Regions from separate parts of the Homo sapiens genome. Here region 1 is linked to region 2. Evidence: read pairs that join two places in POLR2A ChIA-PET (ENCODE). Cell type or tissue: Panc1. All regions are shown on one strand. Each heading gives the region's core, and the rest is flanking DNA. Links, peaks and the distances in the headings are about the cores only.

What was found. Peaks named below come from ENCODE experiments on the same cell type or tissue, not always from the same donor. Only the 100,000 strongest peaks of a DNase experiment are listed, where the experiment ranks them.
Region 1: POLR2A ChIA-PET joins it to region 2 with 10 read pairs; 5 of 35 experiments call an interaction of 5 or more read pairs at or near these places.

The regions. Positions count from the first base shown.
Region 1 is chr1:12,704,280-12,714,766 of GRCh38, forward strand. LOC124903846 (a long non-coding RNA gene) reads right to left here and starts at 3,570. Exons shown (of 2, transcript XR_007065472.1): 1 at 3,096-3,570. RefSeq lists an enhancer at 1-395. In Panc1, for the core only: no CTCF peak of the experiment used is centred there; no DNase peak of the experiment used is centred there; H3K27me3 peaks cover 193 bases.
Region 2 is chr1:12,599,594-12,610,080 of GRCh38, forward strand. All of the region lies in intron 1 of DHRS3 (dehydrogenase/reductase 3), which reads right to left. Among named protein-coding and RNA genes, the nearest start is that of DHRS3, 13 kb to the right of the region's middle. RefSeq lists silencers at 3,445-3,630, 4,811-5,105 and an enhancer at 4,811-5,105. In Panc1, for the core only: a CTCF peak has its summit at 1,833 (motif pointing right); a DNase peak (open chromatin) is centred at 4,918; H3K27ac peaks cover 6,979 bases.

The sequences.
Region 1 (10,487 bases), core at 1,075-9,074, 100 kb after region 2:
TCAGGGCAGAGCAGGTAATCGGAATGAGTCAGGGTGGAGCAGGTGATCTAAAAAGATTGCTTTACGAGGAAGTTAAGTTTAAAAATAGAAGGTAAAAAATTGAACATACTGACATATTGATTCATTGAAGAGAAATTTAGAACTCATATCTAATAATTCCTTCTTTTTGCATTTTCCTTACAGTTCTTTCTCTTCAAACTTTTTTAACATGTCTTGGCTTAGTTGTTCTGCTTGATTTTCCAAAAGAAGAAGCTTCTCTGGATAAGGTGGAGAATAGTTAAGGGAGGTTTTAGTAAGTGCCATATCTATGAGCCTCTGCACCAATCCACAGATGCATGGTATGACACACCACTCGACAAGAATTAATACAACCATTATGGCTGTGAGGTAAGTAAGAATTGAGGCTGTTATTCCTTTCCATTTACTGAGCCACTTTTCTAGCCATCATGTAAAGGGGTCTTTTACCCCTGAGTTGTTGGCTAACTCATTGGACAGAGCAGTCAGACCTTGGAATGCCTTTGTTATACTTCCATCAGGGGCCGTGTTGTTTGGGATGAAGGTACAACATTGAGTTTTAATCATGATGCAAACTCCTCCGCTTTCTGCTAATATCACGTCTAGGGCTATCCTATTTTCCAAAGCCATCTGGCTAGTGGCCCCTAATTGCTCAGCTATTCCTTTAACAGCATCTCTAGTGTAGCTAATAAATCGCTGTTAGTTGTAGTAGGTGTAGTTTATCCAATCTACATTGTTATTAATTGCCACCCATCGAAATATTGACTCAAATCCTGCAGCTATTTGATTTTGGGCTTTAAATTGATCTGGTATTCCCCGTGGGACTCCAATTGCATCTAAATAGATGTGAGAGTCAAAATACTCATAAGTGGTTTCTCTTGCTTTACAGTGTCTTATTTTTCCTTCCTCTGGCTGGTGAAATGCCAGGGTGAAAGGATAGCTGTAGGGAGACCCCCTGAAACTATTGCTATGGAATAAAAGATGAAATGCTCCTGATTATTGTAAATACAAAATTGCATTCAGGATTGTGTAAAGACAATGCCAGGTTGGACTGCCAGAATGAGCCAACAGCACGTGATGTGCTTCCCCCTGAAGAGAGCCTATGAATGGACGTGCAGTCAGGGAGGTTTCACATCACCAAGATTCCTATCCCAGAAAAGCAGATGTTCATAGCTCTGGGAATGGAATGTGACCCTTGTGGAGAGCCTATAAATGGATGCATGAGGGGTGCCTGTCCATATGGATAAGATAGGGCTATAAATGCCCTCATCTTGCCATGGCTCTTCTAGGCCTCTTTAGGGTTATGGCATACTCCTTTCTGAGAATTTCTGGTCTAACCAGTTGTCTAGCTTCACGTCCTGTTTCTATGAATTGTTTGTAACCAGCTTTTGCTGCTACTGTTACTGCTGATTAATATCTTGCTAATCATAGGTTATGGAAAGACTGTTTCTGTTTTAAGGCTATGTTAGAAATTACTGATGCACACACTATATTGTAAATTCTTACCTTGTATACTGTACTTCTGCATACAGATATTATGTTGAAGAATTACTTCATCCCCATGTGACTATCTCACCTCATAATCAAATGACCCTAAGTCCCTCACTAACCTACCCCCACCCTCACTAAACTTGATAATAAATGCTGGTATATCCAGTGCATTGTTGGCACCGCAGGACCAGAAGGTGGTGACCCCTTGGACCCAGCTTTCGCTATGTTGTGTGTCTATTATTTCTTGAACTGCTGACCTGCCTGGGAACAAAGAAAGAGCCCCATTGCATTGCGGGCTGCTGGCCAGATCCTGCAATAGATAGCCAATTGGACTAAAGCACAAGTGCCACTCCAGTTACTCAGCACAGTGTCCAGTAAAGGTCCACCACAATACCACCACACATCCACTTGGGGATGAACAAGGGCTGACTGATTGGTAAGCTCTTGAAAATTCTTAAGCTCACTGCAACCCTTCAGGTCTCCAAGGAACGCTAAATTTCCTCCCTGTCATGAGATACACGAAGTGAATTTAGTGTTGGGAGATGGAAGCTAGATTGCCCTTGGGGGCTGACCCACAGGGTGTTGAACTTCAGGATATAGCAGAGAGAGAGAGAGCTTGGCACAACTTGTTACCCCAGGCTGTAGTATCCTGGAAAAGAGCTACCATTCAGCCCAAGCCCAGTCGACTGGAGGACCATCCTAGTGGACAGGGGACAATCTGGCCCTCTGGCCTGCCATGCACACAAGGATAACAGTTGCTTTTGTTTAACGTGCAGATGGAATATTTGATCCCTTCCAACCAGGCATTTGCATCTTGGTCCTGTCTCAATTGCCAAAGTTTGTTTTAAGTCTTTAATTTCTATGATAGCTACCTTGGTTTTGTTGTGAGATGGAGGAGGAGCACTTGTTCCATTGTGAGAGGTTTTGGAAGAAGGTTTAGAGGAAGGTGCAGGCAGTGGGGGATCAAAAAAATGCATTTCAAAGAATCCAGTATGCTCTGTCCCTGAAACCTCTGCCCCTATACCATAAAACCAGCTTAAAGAAGGGAACAGGCTTAGAAAAGGGGAAAAGCTTTGAGGGTTTGACATAACCTCTATGGGATTGCACTGGTTTAGCTGACAGTTAGGGGGGGCGTCCCTTTAGTAAAATGAATGTATGGTTTTAGGAAATTACAAAAACCCATAGGGGCAGTCCATCCTTGCTCTTTAGTGGTCCACAGAACGTTGGACCAACTACAGCATAAAAGCTCCACATTGGGGGCAAGATTCCTGGTTGACACTGGGGTCTTTATCAAATTCTCCCCGGATTAAATGGTCCCAATTCACTAATACCCAGTCTGAGGAGAGCCAGGAGGGACAGAGGTACTTTTCTGAAGTAGAGAGCTGTCTTTGACTTGGCAAGTCCCCACAGGGTATAACAAGGCAAGCATTGAATGCAGTAGTTTGAGGCAAAGTTGACTTGGTTATGTTAATAACTAGATGGTCAGCAATAGAGAGAAGGAAGAAGAAAGAGTAATAGAATAGATGAAAGAGAGTTAAATTCTTCTTAGCTTTAGTTTGGTAGGGTTTTCCCCTGGGACTATGGCCCACCAGTCTGGAGGGGGTGGCACTTTCTTGACTTGGGTGTGATAAGTCCATCCTCTCTCTGCCGTGTGGACTATGGTTTCAGTAGTTAGGAGCACTAAGTAGGGACCTTCCCAGGCTGGCTCGAGCTTCTCCTCTTTCCAGCTTTTGATGAGGATGTGATCCCCAGGCTGATGTTGATGCACTGGGAACTCCAAGGGTGGCGCCTGTGCCAATAGACCTTTAGTTTTAAGAGAAGAGAAAGTAGAAGATAGACCAAGTATATAATTTTTGAGAAATTGATCTTTTGTTTCAAAGGTAGGAATATCAGCAGTAGAGTTCAAATAAGGCAATCCGTAGAGCATCTCATAAGGAGAAAGACCAATATCTTTCAGTGGTGCAGTTCGAATTCTCAGCAGGGTGATAGGAAGACACTTGGTCCATGGCAATTGAGTCTCTAAGACTAATTTGGTTAAGTGGTCCTTTAAAGTCTGATTCATTCTTGGCCTGGTGCTGTGGCTTATGCCTGCAATCCCAGCACTTTGGGAGGCTGAGGTGGGTGGATCACGAGGTCAAGAGATCGAGATCACCCTGGCTAACATGGTGAAACCTGTCTCTACTAAAAATACAAAAAATTAGCGAGGCATGGTGGTGGGCGCCTGTAGTCCCAGCTACTTGGGAGGCTGAGGCAGGAGAATGGCAAGAACCCAGGAGGCAGAGCTTGGAGTGACCTGAGAATGTGCCACTACACTCCAGCCTGGGCTACAGAGCAACACTCCATCTCAAAAAAAAAAAAAAGTCTGATTCATTCTTTATACTCTCCCTGATGAGGGTGGGTGCCAGGGAGTATGGTATTCCCATCTAATGTCTAATGTTTGGGATAGCCTTTTAATAATGTGTGTGGTGAAATGAGTTCCAGTGTCTGAGTCAATATTTTATATTAGTGCAAACCTGGATACTATATTTTCAATTAGGGCCTTAACTACATTATTGGCTGTCACATTTGAAAAGGGGATAGCTTCGACTCAATGAGTGAGGTGGTCTATTATTGCTAGTAAATATTTTAGATAACCTATTGGAGGCATTTCTGTGTAATCAACTTGGATACTTTGGAATGGCCTTAGGCCTGGATTCCTTCCCCTGAGAGGTAATCTTTTTATAGTTTGTTTATTAGTTTTCTTACATACTAAGCAACTATCTGTAACCTGTTTGGCCAGGGTGTAAATTCCTATATAACCATAAACTCTGATAACTTCATCACACAAGGCCTGGGGCCCCCAATGGGTCCCTTGATGTAGTTGGGATAAGATTTCCCTCATAAGGGATTTAGACAGCGTTTCTCTCTGGTCTGGCAATACCCATTTTCCTACTGAATTCTCTTTAGTGCCTATTTTTATTAGTTTTTCTTTTTCAGTGGAAGAGAAAATGGGGATTACGGTAGGAGGAGGGAGGTAGGGAGTTAAATGAAAAATACGTGTTTCAGAAGACACAGTAGCATGTTTGGCTACCTCATCTGCTAGGTTATTTCCTTGACTTTCAAAAGAAAGTCTTTTCTGATGTCTGGGAACGTGGACAATAGCTATTTCTTCCAGCAACTGAAGATTGTTGAATACTTGGCTATTAGCTCCTTGTGAACAAGGTCTTGACCTTTACTATTAATGAGACCTCATTCAGTCCAAATTTTCCCAAACATATGGGCCACTCCAAAGGCATACCTGGAATCTGTATAGATGGTTCCTTCCTGGTTATGCAAGTACTCTAAGGCTTGGCTGAGTGCAAACAGCTCACACGTTTGAGCAGACCAACAGTTGGGCAATTTTCCTGACTATTTCTGCAAGAATTTCTCCATCAATCACTGAATACCCATTGTGTCTTTTTCTCTCAATCACTCAGGAGGAACTATTTATCAATAAGTGCTGTCCAGTCTGGAAGGGAGTTTCTCCTAAGTCTGGTTGAACCTTTGTGTGGTAATCAATTAAATCTAGACATGTGTGTTCCCTCCTTAAATTTGGATTCTCTGTTAGGAAACCTGCTGGGATGAGTCAATTATCAGTGGTTAATGTGAAATCATTCTTTTCTAACAGAATGGCCTCATACTTTAAGATTCTTGAGTCAGTAAGCCATCTCCCTGCTCTCTTGTTTAAGATAGTTCTAAGTTGGTGAGGCATGTTTACTGTCAGTTTTCCTCCAAAGGTTAACTTTCTACATTCCTCAACTAATATTGCTGTAGCCGTGATGGACTGGATGCATTGAGGCCATCCACAAGTGACTGGGTCTAAGACCTTTGATAGGAAGGCCATGGGCTGCCGGCGGCCTCCATGTTCTTGAGACAGCACTCCTAAAGCTACCCCACTGTCCACATTAACAAAAAGGTGGAATGGATTTTCTAGGGAGGGTAAGGCTAAAACGGGCAGTTATGAGCTTTTCTTTCAGCTCCTCAACTTGATCAACTTCCTCAGAATTCCACAGGAGACGGTTAGCCTTCTCCTGGGCAAGTTTTTGATATAACAATTTACTGTGCAGTGCATATGAGTCAGTCCATAAGTGGCAGTATCTGACTAATCCTAAAAATTTCCTGAGTTCTTGTTTAGTTTGAGGCAAGGGTAAGGACACGATTCCCTTGATTCATTCAGGCCCTATTCTTTGCTTGCCTGCACTTATTAAGTGGCCTAAATATTTAACTTCAGGCTCTACATACTGAAGCTTTCTTTTTGAGACTCATAGCCCCTCAAACTGCAGATGGTTAAGAATATGTGTAGAGAAGTCAGTCTTATATTTTCACCAGATATAAGAAGATCGTCCACGTACTGGAGAAGGCATATTTGTTCTGGGATGAAAATTTTTTCTAATACTTGTTCTAAAATTTGGCTGAAAAGATTAGGGGAGTCTGTGAACCCTCTGGGTAAGACTGTCCATCAATATTGTTGTTTCCACCCTGAGTGGGGATCCTCCCACTCAAAAGCAAATATAACTTGGTTGTCTTCAGCCAGGGGACATGCCTAAAAAGCATCCTTCAAATCTATTACAGTAAACCATTGATGATTATATGGAATCTTGCTGAGAATAGTGTAAGGATTGGGGACAACAGGGTAGGTAGTCTGGACTATTTTGTTAATAGCTCTAAGGTCCTTTACTAGTTGGTATGACCTGTCTGATTTCTTGACTGGCAGTATTGGGGTGTTATAAGGGGACATACAGGGCTCAAGAAGCCCATCTTTAATAAGACCTTGAATTATAGGCTTCAACCCTATCCTACCTTCCAAGGGAATAGTGTATTGCTTCCTTCTTACTACTTCTCCGGGGGTTTAACTTGATGTGGATTGGAGGGACTCAGAGTTTCCCTTGGTTCCCGTCTTTGGACCACACATTAGGATTAATATATTTTTCATTTGCAGTGGTGAGTAGGTTTAATGAGGTGAGGAATCCTCTTGGACTGACTTGTAGACCTATGCTCAACTTTAACATTAAATCCCTTCCCAATAATTTAGTTCCTGCTTCAGGGATTAATAAGAACTGAATATGAGCTGAGTGATCCTGGTATCTAACTTCTAAAATTTTTGCTCTAAATCCTTCCCCGTTTACCCCAGAGACTTAAAGTTCCTCTGAGGAGGAGACATTAGATGGGGGGAAACAAACAGAGGAGCGAGTGGCCCCTGAATCGACTAAAAAGGTGATAAGCTCATGTTTGGGTCCCACCTCTAAATTTATCAAGGGCTCCTGGTGGGACTCAAGAAAAAAGAGACAGAGCCCCTAACTCCCCTATTCTTCCTCAAAAGTCATGAGTGGAAGGGCTTCTTTTTCCTTTCTTAATTCAGGACATCCTCTCTTGAAGGCCTGTTCTTCCACATCTATAGCACCTATCTTTCCCTTCCTCCCTCTTAGTTCTGGGATTCTTTAACCCTGCTCCCACAAACTCTTTAGGGGGCCTGGCAGATGAGGGCTTTGGTCCTCCAGATGGAGACTGGGGTCTTTTAAAGGAGGGTTTGGACCCTTTATAGTTTTTGGCTCCCTGGAAACTCTGTCTAGAAGTACCTGGATTTGGAGCCATCTGTTGGAAGGTGGATAACATAAGTTTTGTCTTTTGTTTCTGTTTTTCTTTGTCCCTTCTCACATATAATTTCTGAGCTTCCCTAAGCTCACTTAGGGGACAGTCTTCCCAATTGTCTATTTTTTTAGCTTTTTTTGAAATGTCTGGCCAACTTTTAGTGACAAATTTGAGTTTCAACATTCCTTGCCTAAGGGGATCATCCAAATTGAGGCATGCATATTGCCTCATTTGCTCTCTTAATCTGTCCAGGAATCTCAGAGGCCCTTCATCCTTTTCCTGTTGTATATCAAGTGTTTTAGAAAGATTTTGGCTTTGGGGTACTGATTCCTGAATTCCTTTTATTATTATCTCCCTTAGGTCCTGCATATTTTCCTGGTGATCTGCGTTGTTATTGTCCCACTGGGGGTCTCGGGTGGGGAATTTCTGGCCTGCAGTAGGAATGTTTTCACCAGGAGGGTGCTCACATTCCCAAACTACCATAGCAGTCCTACGAATCATACTCCTTTCTTCCCCTGAAAAGAGGGTGCCCAAGATGAACATTAACTTGGCCCAAGTGTATAACTGAGGTCCTAAGAATTGGTCAATTTGGTCTGTCACTCTGTAAGGGTCATCTAGTAGTGGTTTAAGCTCCTTTTTAAAATTCTGGACTTCTGAACTGGTTAAGGGAACATTTTCAAAGCCAATGGCCCCCTACTCCTTGTGGTACCTCTTTCAAATGGAAGAGAATTGGGACTGACCCCTTAGGTATGGAGGGAATTGGGAAATTCTGAATATCTTTTTTTACATTGTTCTACCTCATGCTGGATTCCTTTTAGAGAGGGGTAAAAGTATTTAGGTTGGGAGGGAACAGGCTGGTGGGATGGTAATTCCCAAGAGTCAGTAAGGAGGAGGGGTAACGTGAGTAGAGGAAGGATTTGGAATGGGATATGAGGCAGCAGTAGCTGCCTGAGGGGAAGGATTGGGGATACTGAGCAGGGGAAATAGTCTAGGGGATTCCATGCACTGGAATTTTTAGGCATGAGAGCTGGCTCCTCTGACTTTTCATTTTGAGTGCCAGATTGGGTTTTTAAGGGAAAAAGGAGGGCAGGCCCTTCCCTCCAGCAAAGAGCATAGCCTAGTTCTTCTTGAGACACTGAATTTTATAATTAACATATTGGATTAGAAGCTGACACATTACATCCTCATTTGACCCAAACTTTGGCCAGAAGATTGAGGGTTTGAGGATGGGTCCCTGAGTCCAAATAAAACATCAATATTTTATCGTTTTTTTGCTTTTTCTTATGTTTAGTCCTTTCATTATCCTTCCAGTATTTTAGCATGAGACCTAGGGGGCTCTCTGGGGGGATATCTTTGCTACTATCTTTATCCTTCTTGCTCCCTATCTTGCTTGGGGTATTTCCCATATTGATGGTTTTGGGGTAAGGTTCAACTTCCCTTACTGGAAATTTCTTGTCTTTTGGGGTGAGGCTCAATTTCCCTTATTGGAAATTTCTTGCCTTTTCTACTACTGGAGGTTTTTGTGAAGTTCAATCCCCCCTAATGGAGATGTCTCATCTCTTTTTAACCTCTAAGCCACCCCAACAAAGGAGTACTTCACCGCCCCCCCGCGACATTCTTACCTTGGTCCCAACCAACAAGGAAATACTTTACCAGCTCCTGCAGTGTCTTTTCCTCGGTCCATGTGCAGACTTTAGTGGCCATTATGGAGGATCCTTTACCCCAGGTTGCTGGCCAGTTTCTTTCCACATTGCTGAGAGCTCGGGTTATTTCTCACATGGGGTGGGTCCTGATTTTTCACCCCTGAGGCCCTCACAAGGGGGCAGGGTGCGCCTCCTCCTGAGACAGAAGCAGAGACCGCTCCTGGAGGGAAATGTAATCCTGGACGTATAAATTGAGAAGCTTAACAGAAGATACAAGGTCCAAATAAAAGAAGGAGAAAAATAAGTATTAAAGGACTAAGAATTGGGAGGACCCAGGACATCCAATTAGAGAGTGCCCAAGAGGGTTGAGCATAATTACTTGCTTGGTTGGTGAGTTTTTGGGAAAAGACCATTAGTCCGTTTTACCTTTCCTGACCATATCCAGGCCATCACCAATCATTCTATATGACAAATGCTCCCTTTAACAACCCCACAATATTGCCCTTTACCACAAAATCTTCTGTCAGCTTAATCTCTCCCACTCTAAGTTCCCATGCTGCCCCTAATCCCCCTCGAAGCAGCCCTGAGAAACATCACCCATTATCTCTCCATAGTACCCCGAAAATTTTTCACTGCCCCAACACTTCAACACTATTTTGTTTTATTTTTCTTATTAATATAAGAAGACAGGAATGTCAGGCCTCTGAGCCCAAACCTGCATGTATACATCCAGATGGCCTGAAGCAAGTGAAGAATCACAAAAGAAGTGAAAATGGCTGCTTCCTGCCTTAACTGATGACATTCCACCATTGTGATTTGTTCCTGCCCCACCTTAACTGAGCCATTAACCTTGTGAAACCTTCTCCTGGCTCAGAACCTCCCCCACTGAGCACCTTGTGACCCCCGCCCCTGCCCGTAAGAGAAAAACCCCCTTTGACTGTAATTTTCCACTACTCACCCAAATCCTATAAAACAACTCCACCCCATCTCTCTTCGCTGACTCTCTTTTCGGACTCAGACTGCCTGCACCCAGGTGAAATAAACAGCCTTGTTGCTCACACAAAGTCTGTTTGGTGGTCTCTTTACACAGACACGCGTGACACCCAGCACTTTGGGAGGCCAAAGCGGGTGGATCACCTGAGGTCAGGAGTTCGTGACCAGCTTGGCCAACATGGTGAAAACCCATCTCTACTAAAATAACAAAATAAAAAATAACTAAAAATACAAAAAAAATTAGCTGGCATGGTGTCACACACCTGTAGTCCTAGCTATTCGGGAGGCTGAGGCAGGAGAATTGCTTGAACCCGGGAGGCGGAGGTCGCAATGAGCTGAGATTGTGCCATTGCACTCCAGGTTGGGTGACAGAGAGAGACTCAGTCTCTCTCTCTCACACACACACACAAATAAATCAATAAAAATAAAAATTAGATGGGCATGCATGGTGGTGCACACCTGTAGTCCCAGCTACTCCAGAGGCCGAGGTGGGAAGATTACTTGAGCCTGGGAGATGGAGGCTGCAGTGAGCCAAGATTGCACCACTGCACTCCAGCCTGGGTGACAGCATGAGACCCCATCTCAGAAAAAAAAAAAAAGAAAGAAAGAAAGAATGCTTCAGGCTGGCTTCCTGACATCTAATTAAGTCTTCCCACGTGCCAGACTCATACTAGTGCTTGACACAGGCTGGTGTTCTTGAGGCAGCCAACAGTCCTATGGAGTGGGGAGTACTATTAT
Region 2 (10,487 bases), core at 1,065-9,064:
TCCACTCCCTGCTCACACTTTTGTTCTGGCCAGGCCAGGGTCTTTTTCCCAAAGGAAACAAACTCTCTCATCTCCTATTTTCTAGCTCTGCTCTTTCCCTCTGCCTGGGATATTTTCCTTCTGCTGCTTCCATCTCATCCTTAACGCCTCAGCTTAGACCCCAGTCCTAGGCACAGCCAGGTTTCCTTTCCTAGAAGCCAGACTGCCTGGATTCGAATCCCATGGCTACCTGGGCTGTGTGACCTTGGGCAAGTATTTAACGTCTCTGAGCCCTAGTATTTCCATCTTTAAACTGGGAACAGTGACTGTGTCATAGGGTTGCTCTGAGGAGTAAATCAGATTGTCATGTAAATTGTTTAACACGTGGGTAGCACTTTATTAACAACAAAGACTGGTTGGAAGCCCCCGTCTGTGCTTGCAGCTGCCTTCAGCCATGGTCCACCCTACCAAGGCATGTAGGCTCAGAGAGGTCCAGTAACTTGCTCAAGGTCACACGGCAAGTGAATAGAAGAGCCAGCATATGAACTTTGGTGTGGTTGACTCCTGAACTCAAAATCTGAATCTCTATGCTTTACTGGCTCCTTGTGAAAGAAAGAACCGCACATCTGTGTGTGTGTGTGTGTACACGTACACACACACACACACAATCACACAAACATTTCCACTGACTTGAAGGCTCAGGAGATATCCCCAAAGCCAAGGCATGGATCTGCTGGCTGAGGAGGTGTGAGCCCTCGGAGGGCACCATGTGCCCAGTCCACACTGACCTTGTGTCTTGCCATCCCTTAAGGACCCCGTCTCCTCTGCTGTGTGCTCATAGGGAAGTGGCCCGGAGAGGCCAGGTCAGACTCTTAATTCTTTGGCATCTGAGATGTAAGAACACGGGCCGTGCAGCCAAGGGTGGACAGACGCCATGTGGGTGTGTCTGGCAGGACTGCCTGCCTGCATGAAGGTCACGCTGCCCTTTACAGTCACACTGGCCCCAGCTCCCCATGGTGACCTGCTACCAGGCCTGTGAGAGGGGCCACTGCTTGCTGGGCTGTGGGAGCACTAAAAGGAAGACCCCCCTCACCAACCACCTTGGAAGGACCCAATATCATCTCTGTTCTGCTCCCCTGCCCGCAGCTGGAGGGGAGGGAGAGCTGGCCTCTCGCACCTGTGAAGTATCACTAGCAACCATGACCTAGCAAAGGGCTTCCTTTCCTCTCATATCACAGTCTATCTCTCTATCTATCGTCTAGAAAAGTTTCCAAAGTCAGTCTGTTGACAACCTGCTGGACTTTGGTGGCTGAGCATTTTGCCTCTTTGAACTACAATCTCCTTGAAGGCAGAGATTTTAGTTCAACCCTGAAAAGTCCATTCTATCTTTTTTTTCTTGGGGAGATGGGTGGGGGGTTGGGGGGCGCGGTGGTAAGGCATCAGTAAATGACCTGATAAGGTCTGCAGGATTAGCTCTGGAGGGCTGCCTGATACAGGCAGGCCTGGCTCTCCTGGCTGTTTCCACGTGGCATGACTGGAAGATGAGTGTTGTCCTTCCACAAGAAGGTGTACTGGACCCCTTGCTCCTGCTCATTGTATCCCCCCATCTGCCCTGCAGAAGCCGACCTCCCGACTCCCAAACCCTATGGCTTGGCTGGGGCTGGTATACCCCTGGCTCAGAGTCTGGCCATGACCCACAGCTGGCCAAATAGAGCACCATTTCCTTGGTTCAGGCTCACCCAGTCACTGCCAGAGAGACCCAATTCCTGGACCCTTCCAGGACTTCTGGGCAAAGAACACCTGTCTGTCTACTTGAATGGGAGCTGGAAAGGTTACGTTACGAGCAGCAGGGGGCAGGTGTGAGCAGCCCCGTGGCAGAGAGGTCTGCCTCAAAGTGAGGGGAGAGAGAAACTCTCCTGAGTCCTGACAGCACTGAGCCCCTGGAGACATGCCCAAAGTCAGCCCTACCCAGGGACTTCTGGTCCCATGAGTCAATAAACCAATCTGAGGAACACCTCCAGAGCCCCCATCGGGAAAGCTGGAGGTGATGTTGTTTGACCCATATAGACTGCCTGGCTACGGACTCCACTAGGGGCCATCAATGCCATCTCTTCCGTGAAACTATCAACCAAAAGGCAAGACTCATTGGTTACAAGCAGACACCCTGGGTTCCAATCCTGCTGGGTCATTTACTAGCTGTGTGATTCTAAGTTACTGACTCTCAGAGTCCTGTTGGTAAGAAGAAGATGATAACGGTACCCACGCTGGAAGGTTACTTCGAGTAGTAAATGACCTTGTGACGTGTCAGGGCTTAGAACAGTCCCTGGCACACAGTAGGTGCTCAGTAATCACTGGCTCTAACTAGCTACAATGGGTCGGTCATGCATTCATTTAGGCAACAACCATTTATTAAGTATCTACTGTGGGCCAGATACTGTGCCAGTTGCCAGATACTTGGTGAGTGAGAGGGCATGCCCCCTGCCCCTGTGGATATCAACAAGCAGCCACAAAGCGTGGTGAGTTGCTATGGTAACCCCTGACTTTGGCCTCACCGCAGCCCGGTCCTGACCAATTGAGCTACTTGGACGCAGAGATCAAAATGACTAATGCCTTGTGCAGGGGAAGTTGGATGGTTGTGGGGGTTGGGCAGCCAGGACCAGAGAGGAGGCTGTACCCCTGACCAGCCTCAGCCCCTGGGTTGCAGAAAGGCCTATGTTGGACCAGCCCCTGCCTGGGAAGACAGGGGCTGTGCCACGGGTCATCTCAACAGAGGTGAGGCCTCGGGTGGAAGGGAGATGGCCAGACTCCCTGTAGGGAGTGGTTCCCTCCCACAGACTTCTAGAAAGGGTCAAAGTCTCCAATTCCCCCTGAGGGCTTCTGTGGCAGGGGCACAACTCTCTGCTTCCCGGGGGAGTCCCAGAACCAAGGTTGAGTCAGGCCAGTGGGTTTTTTGCCTTTTTTCTCTGATGTCCTGCTGAGCATCTGCTCTAATATGCAGAAGGAGAAGGGCTGGAGCAGGGGGTATCCACCGCCCCCCACCCCCAGGGCCATTGCCCCACCTGGAAGGAGTGGTTGTCTCTTGGAAACGCTCTTGCCATTACCCAGGAGGTGATAGGAGCTTTTTCACTACATTTCCACACCTTCATTTTTCAGATGAGGGAACCAAAGCCCAGAGAGGGTTGCTCGCCCAAGGTCACACAGCAGGTCACTGGGAGGCCCCTCATAATCTACAGCATTAGGCACTGGTTTCCAGCAGCCCTGGCCGGCACCACAAATTGCATGAGTGCTCTGGCCGGAGCCGGCCTCTACCGCCCAAAAGATTTTGGCTGCTGTGACACTGCCTTTGGGCCAGGTCTGGGCTTTGGGGCTGGGGTTGTCAAGGCACACTCTCCCAGGGATGGGTGCTTTGGAGGCAGGGAGGGCCAGGGAGAAGCCTCCTGTGTCCTTTCTGGCAGATGGATTTGGGCTGAGTCCCCCTTGGAGAGGCTGTCTCAGCCCCGCTTGGGCATTCAGAGCTTCTAGCTTGTGGGCACCCCAGAGGTAGAGGAGGTGCCGAGGCTGAGGGCAGGAGGGGTTCCACACATCTGGGGTGGGAGTGTGGGTCCCTCTCCTGAGGGGCAAAAGCCCAAGCGAACTAGAGGGCATTTGGTCCAGAAGCCACAGCACCTTGGAGTAAAGAGCCAAAGGTGGAGGTGTCATTAAAGAGGGGACATCCAGCAAATCCAAGAAGGGTCCATCGAGGAGAGGGAGCGGGCTGAGTCATTTCCTTGAAGCATCATTTTCAAGCCTTATTTTTTTCCTTTCTTTAAAACAATGACTTTCTTTCAAAATGCACACCAAAATCTTAACATGGAATTGTAAGCCACAAAACAGAAGTGACAACACTGATCTGGTCCGCAGGAAGGAGGGGTCCCTCAGAACCCTCCCTGCTCCATCTCCCACGTGGCCCTACCTTCTTGGGGCCTCTAGGGTGCTCCGGAACCCAGTTTGAAAACCTGGACCTTGAACCTCAGCTGGCGCTGAGGTCCGCATGGGGACCGCGGGGCTTGGAGGCTGGTAGAAGTGGTTGGGGGAGGTGGGACGCAGACAGGAGACCGTGTTCCCTAGGAGGCTGTTTCAGTGTGGACAAGATCATCATACGCTTCACTCATCAAAATCCCCGAAAGGCTGCTGAAAAGAGGATTTAAGGCCACATTCCTTGAAGTAGGGATGGCCAATGAGGTAAGAAAGGCTGGGGCCCAGTGGCCTTCACCAGGCTGACCATTGGTGGCCTTAAGCACCAAGCCACACATCTGTACTCTCCACCCTGAGCTTGCCCTGGCTTCAGTGTCACAGGATACCAGGGCGTTCCCTGCCTCTCACACGAGCTCTCGCCCTGAGCCTGCATCTGAGCCTGTAGGACTTGGATGGGTTTTGATTGTATCTAGTCCAAGCCTTCTTAACCCAGAGTCTGGGATAGGCGACAGGGGTACATGACCCCTTAAAAGTACAAAACTTTCAGTTGCACCTTCTTCCTGGGATAGAGTTCATATTTTCTTCAGACCCTTGAAGGGCTCTACAACCAGCAGAAAAATGGAGAGTTCCTGCAACCCCCTCAGTTGCCACCTCCTTCGAGAAGTCTTCTAAGATTTCCCTTAATTTACAGTGATCAAAGCTCTCAGGCCACGCAGAGCTCAGTGACCTCGGGCTTAACTGGAGGGAGCTGTCACTCACTCTCTCCTCTGCAGCTGGGTCTCTGCATGTTAAGATGTCACACTGGTTGTCAAATGAAAGAAATTCAACTGTGCTATTACCCTGCTTGTCAGTTTACTCTTTAAAAGAAACCCTGATAACTGAGGACTATTTTATTCCTTTGGCAAGTCTCCCATTCATTGTATGCAAATACTGCTACTCAGTGCTCTAAATGATGTTTGTGTAAAAGCGGATTTCACTACATCCCTGCCCGCATCCTGTTGACTCATTCACTGCTTATCACCGCTCTCTCCAGAACCCTCTGTGTACTAAGCCCCATTACTTAACAGCTTGTCTCTTGACCTCTCCATGACCCTGAATGAGGCAGGCCAGGCCAGGCTGAGATTATTTGTTGCAGTGGGAAAAGATGGAGTGTTGAAGCTGGGAAACCTGGGTTCAGAATCTGCCCTCAGCGACGTGTCCCAGGACGGCCACTTCACCTGGATCTCAGAAATGCGTGCTGCTGGCCGGGTGCGGTGGCTCACGCCTGTAATCCCCGCACTTTGGGAGGCTGAGGCGGGTGGATCACAAGGTCAAGAGATCGAGACCATCCTGGCCAACATGGTGAAACCCCATCTATATTAAAAATACAAAAATTAGCTGGGGTGGCGCATGCCTGTAATCCCAGCTACTTGGGAGGCTGAGGCAGGAGAATTACTTGAACCTGGGAGGCGGAGGCAGGAGAATCGTTTGAACCCGGGAGGAGGTGGAGGTTGCAATGAACCGAGATCGTGCCACTGCACTCCAGCCTGCGCGACTGGCAAAACTCCATCTCAAAAAAAAAAAAAAAAAAAGGTCAAGGAAGACAATGAATGTGCAAAAGCACTGTGCAGTCATGTAGAGTACCAAGTCACGTGTGTTACCATCGTCACACACATTGTCACAGTCATGTACAGTGCCACAGCCATGTATATTACCATGGTCATGTACAGTATAGGTCTTGTATATTACCACGGTTATGTACAGTATCAATCTTGTATATTACCATGGTCATGTACAGTATCATTCTTGCATATTAATATGGTCTTGTAGAGTATCCATCTTGTATATTACCAAGGTCATATACAGTATCTATCTTGTATATTACCATAGTCATGTACAATACCATGTCCTGTACAGTACCATAGTCATTAATAGCACCCTGTATATTAATAGTGCCATGTATATTCCCATGTATATTAACAGTACCATGTATAGTAATAGTGCCATGTATATTCCTACATTCATGCTTTTACCACAATCATGTACAAAGGGTCTTCAAAAAGTTCAAGGAAAATGCGTATTACGAAAAAACTAGGCATATATTTGAGATTTTTTTTGCCCCAAAATAACTAACTTGTTATAACATGACTAAATGGGATCTAGTTTGAGGCACTAAGAAGGATAAGACATCAGTTTGAAAAGAACTCCTATCAGAGCAACATAAATTCTCCTAAAACTGAAGCAAGAACAAACATCAAATTTACAGTGAAGCTTGCTTAGATGGAAGAACGGTGAAATCACTGATACTTTATGAAAAGTTTATGGGGACAATGCCCTAAAGAAATCAGCAGTTGGCTAGGTGCGGTGCCTCACACCTGTAATCCCAGCACTTTGGGAGGCCGAGGCAGGCGGATCACAAGGTCAAGAGACTGAGATCATCCTGGCCAACATGGTGAAATCCCGTCTCTACTAAAAATACAAAAATTAGCCAGCATGGTGACGTGCGCCTGTAGTCCCAGCTACTTGGGAGGCTGAGGCAGGAGAATTGCTTGAACCCAGGAGGCGGAGGTTGCAGTGAGCTGAGATCATGTCACTGCACTCCAGCCTGGCGACAGAGTGAGACTCTGTCTCAAAAAAAAAAAAAAAAAAATAGAAATCAGCAGTAGTTAATAAATGGATAACTTGTTAAGAAGGGATGAGATGATGTTGAAGATAAAGCCTGAAGTGCCAGACCATCCACATCAAATTAGAAAGAAAAAATTCATCTTGTTTGTGCTCTAACTGAAGAGGACTGACAATTAACAGCAAAAAAAAAAAAAAAAAAGCCAATACCATAGACATCTCCATTGGTTCAGCATACACAATTCTGACTGAAAAATTAAAGTTGAACAAACTTTCCACTTGATGGGCACCAAAACCACTGCATCCAGATCAGGTGCAGATGAGAGCAAAGCTTTCAATGAAAATTTTATTTTATTTTATTTTATTTATTTATTTTTTTGAGACCGAGTTTCACTCTTGTTGTCCAGGCTGGAGTGCAATGACGTGATCTTGGCTCACGGCAACCTCCGCCTCCCGGGTTCAAGCGATTCTCCTGCCTCAGCCTCCCGAGTAGCTGAGATTACAGGCATGTGCCACCATGCCAAGCTAATTTTTTTTTTTTGTATTTTTAGTAGAGATGGGGTTTCTCCATGTTGGTCAGGCTGGTCTTGAACTCCCGACCAGGTGATCCGCCCGCCTCAGCCTCCCAAAGTGCTGGGATTACAGGTGTGAGCCACCGTGCCCAGCTGCTTTCAACAAAAATTTTAAACAAGTGGGATCAAGATCTTGAAGCATTTCTTCAAAGAACTGTAAGAGAGGATGAAGCATTAACCACTACAATCCTGAAGACAAAGCACAATCAAAGCAATGGCTACCAAGAGGTGGACATGGCCCAGTCAAAGCAAAAGCAGACCGACCAAGAGCAAAGGTCATGGCAATAGTTTTTTTGGGATGTTCAAGGCATTTTGCTTGTTAAGTTTCTGGAGGGACAAGAACAATAATATCTGCTTATAATGAGAGTGTTTTGAGAAAGTTAGCCAAAACTTTAACAGAAAAACACCCAGGAAAGCCTCACCAGATGGTCCTGCTCCACTAAGACAAGGTTCGCATTCATTCCTCTCATCAAACAAGGACAATTTTGTGAGGGTTTTGATGGGAAATCATTAGGCATCCACTTTACAGTCCTGATTTGGCTGTTTCTAACTTCCTTTTGTTTCTTAATCTTAAAAAATCTTTAAAGGGTGATACAGTTAAGCATTGTGTCCCCACCCAAATCTCATCTTGAATTATAATCCCCATAATCCCCATCTGCCAAGGGAGAGATGAGGTGGCCGTAATTGGATCATGGGAGTAGTTTCCTCTATGCTGTTCTCATGATAGTGAGGGAGCTCTCACGTGATCTGATGGTTTTATAAGTGTTCGGTAGTTCCTTCTAAGTTCATTCTCCTTCCTGCTGCCTTGTGAAGAAGGTGCCTTGCTTCCCCTTCTCCTTCTGCCATGATGGTAAGTTTCCTGAGGCCTCCTCAGCCATGTGTAACTGTGAGTCAATTAAACTTCTTTCCTTTATAAATTACTCAGTCTCTAATATTTCTCTATAGCAATGTGAGAAAGGACTAAGACAAAGGGCATCCATTTCTCTTCAGCTAATGATGTAAAAAAAAAGACTGTATTGACATGGCTGAACTCTCAGGACCCTCAGTTATTTAGGGATGGACTAGATGGCTGGTATCATCGCTTACAAAAGTGTCTTGTAACTTGATGAAGTTTATGTTGAGAAATAAAATATATATATTTGTGTATATGTGTGTGTGTGTATGTGTGTGTGTGTGTATATATGGAGAGAGGGAGAAAGACGCAGTCTTGCTCTGTTGCCCAGGCTGAAGTGCAGTGGTGCGATCTCCACTCACTGCAAACTCCACCTCCCAGGTTCAAGTGATTCTCCTGCCTCAGTCTCCCGAGTAGCTGGGATCCCAGGCATGCACCACCATGCCAGATAATTTTTGTATTTTTAGTAGAGATGGGGTCTCATCCCGTTGGACAGGCTGGTCTCGAACTCCTGACGTCAAGTGATCTGCCCGCCTCGGCCTCCCACAGTGCTGGGAATACAGGAGTGAGCCACTGTGCCTGGCCTATATTTTTTATTTTCATCCTTTAATTCCATTTTCCACCACCTTTTTGAAGTCCCCTTGTATATTACCACAGTCACGTATATTACCAATCGTGTATGGTACCACAGACATGTAGAGTACCACGGTCATGAATATTACTAGGAACGCAAGGAAGCCATCAGCATCCAGTTCAGAAGCCACAGGAATCTAAGCCTGAGTGAAGGATGTGAGTCTGTGCCCACCCTGCACCCTCTTGCCTCCTCCCTGCTCCCCAGCACCCTGGAAAGCCTGGACAAAGGAATGACATCACTGCTGGAGGATCCTGCTGAAGTCATGCTGAGAAGGGCTGCCTTCTTTTAATTTTCAAGTGTTGGTTGATCGATGCTGGTGTCCTCTTTTCCTCCTGCCCCCTGCCCCTGCCCCTGCCTGTGTCATTGCCCTCACTGACTTCATGACAATGACTCACAGAATCAAAGGGTAGAAGGGACCTAGGAGGTTGTCCAGAACCTAACCTCCCCCAGTGCAGAAATCTCGACACCATGTTTGCTTAAAGAGCAACCTGTTCCAAAGGGCAGGAAGGTGTTCCTCTTGCAGGGCCCAGGTCTGCATTTTCGAGCCCTCCCCACGGGCCTAGCATGGGCCTCCAGAACCATCTAGAACAGGTCCCATGCCTCTGTGGTACTGGAATGCAGCTGATACCCTCTCTTGCCTCTTAAGCAGTCAACTATACTCCCATGGATTTGCCACCCAACCTAAGTCATGGCTTCTAGCCCTTGTCACCCAGCCTGCTCCCTGGATACCTTCCAGTTGGTCAAGGGCCCTGTCAAAGTGCTGGCCCACATGGACACAATACCCCAGAAGTCGTTTGACAAAGTAGGACTGAAAAGCATCTCCTTCATTCTAAGCACCAGCACAATTATCTGATTTTATTCAGAGGGGTTAAGCACTACTGCCATTAGAAGCCTGCTTGTTGGTGCCAACTCATCCTTCCACAGTGTTAGGAGATTTTTCAGTCTGGGGATGGTGGTCACTCCAAGAACACTAAGTGTCACAAGGAGAGAACCTTGTTTATGAGGTTCCCTGCCGCATCTCCAAGGCCTAGTTTGCTGAATCAATGAACAGAGCCAACATAGTCACGATTCCTCAGAGCCGTGTCACCCTGAAGCTGGTTGTCACTTCCTCACCTAAGTTACCAGCAAGAAAGATCAGGATCTGGCTGGGAGCAGGGCTGCCCAGCAGAGCCCTGAGGGCTGGGTGCCAGCTGCCTCCCACCCCCTCCAACAGTGGCACCCCGGACTGCCTAGATTCTCCATTACCCTCAGCCCAGACACTTCCATCTTGACAGTAAAAGATATCAGAGGAGGCCCTCAGCATCCTCCAAAACTCTAGTGCAATGCTGACAGCATTCCCTGAGCTCTGGGAAGCTCTCAAAGAAGGTGGCGAAGCAAGTCTGGGTGATATTTTTGGAGGAGGCATGGAAACCTGGCGGCCTCCTAGCAGGTCCCCCACCCCTGGCCTGACACCTCCACCACCTGCCTGTCACAGCAGCCAGGGGATCCTGCTAAGGCTTGGGTGAGGGCATGATGCTTGAGTCGTGGGGCCAGCTAGGTCTACCTGTCCTACATGGGAACCTGTCTCCCTCAGTTCTTCCTCCCCACTCACTCACTGCTTCAGCCACACTGGCCACCTCTTGGTCCTCAGACACTCCACTCTCTCCTCAGAGCCCTTGCCCTGTCCTCTTCCTGGAATGCTACTGCTCCCTTCCCACCATGCCCTCGCCTCCTTCAGGTCTTTCCTCGTGTCTCCTTCTCAGTGTGGCCTTCCTTATACCCTACCTAGAATCTCAGGCCCTCGCATTCCCATCCTTCTTGCCTCATTGGTTTTCTCCTCATTGCTTATAATGACAATTCAATGTTCTGTTTTATT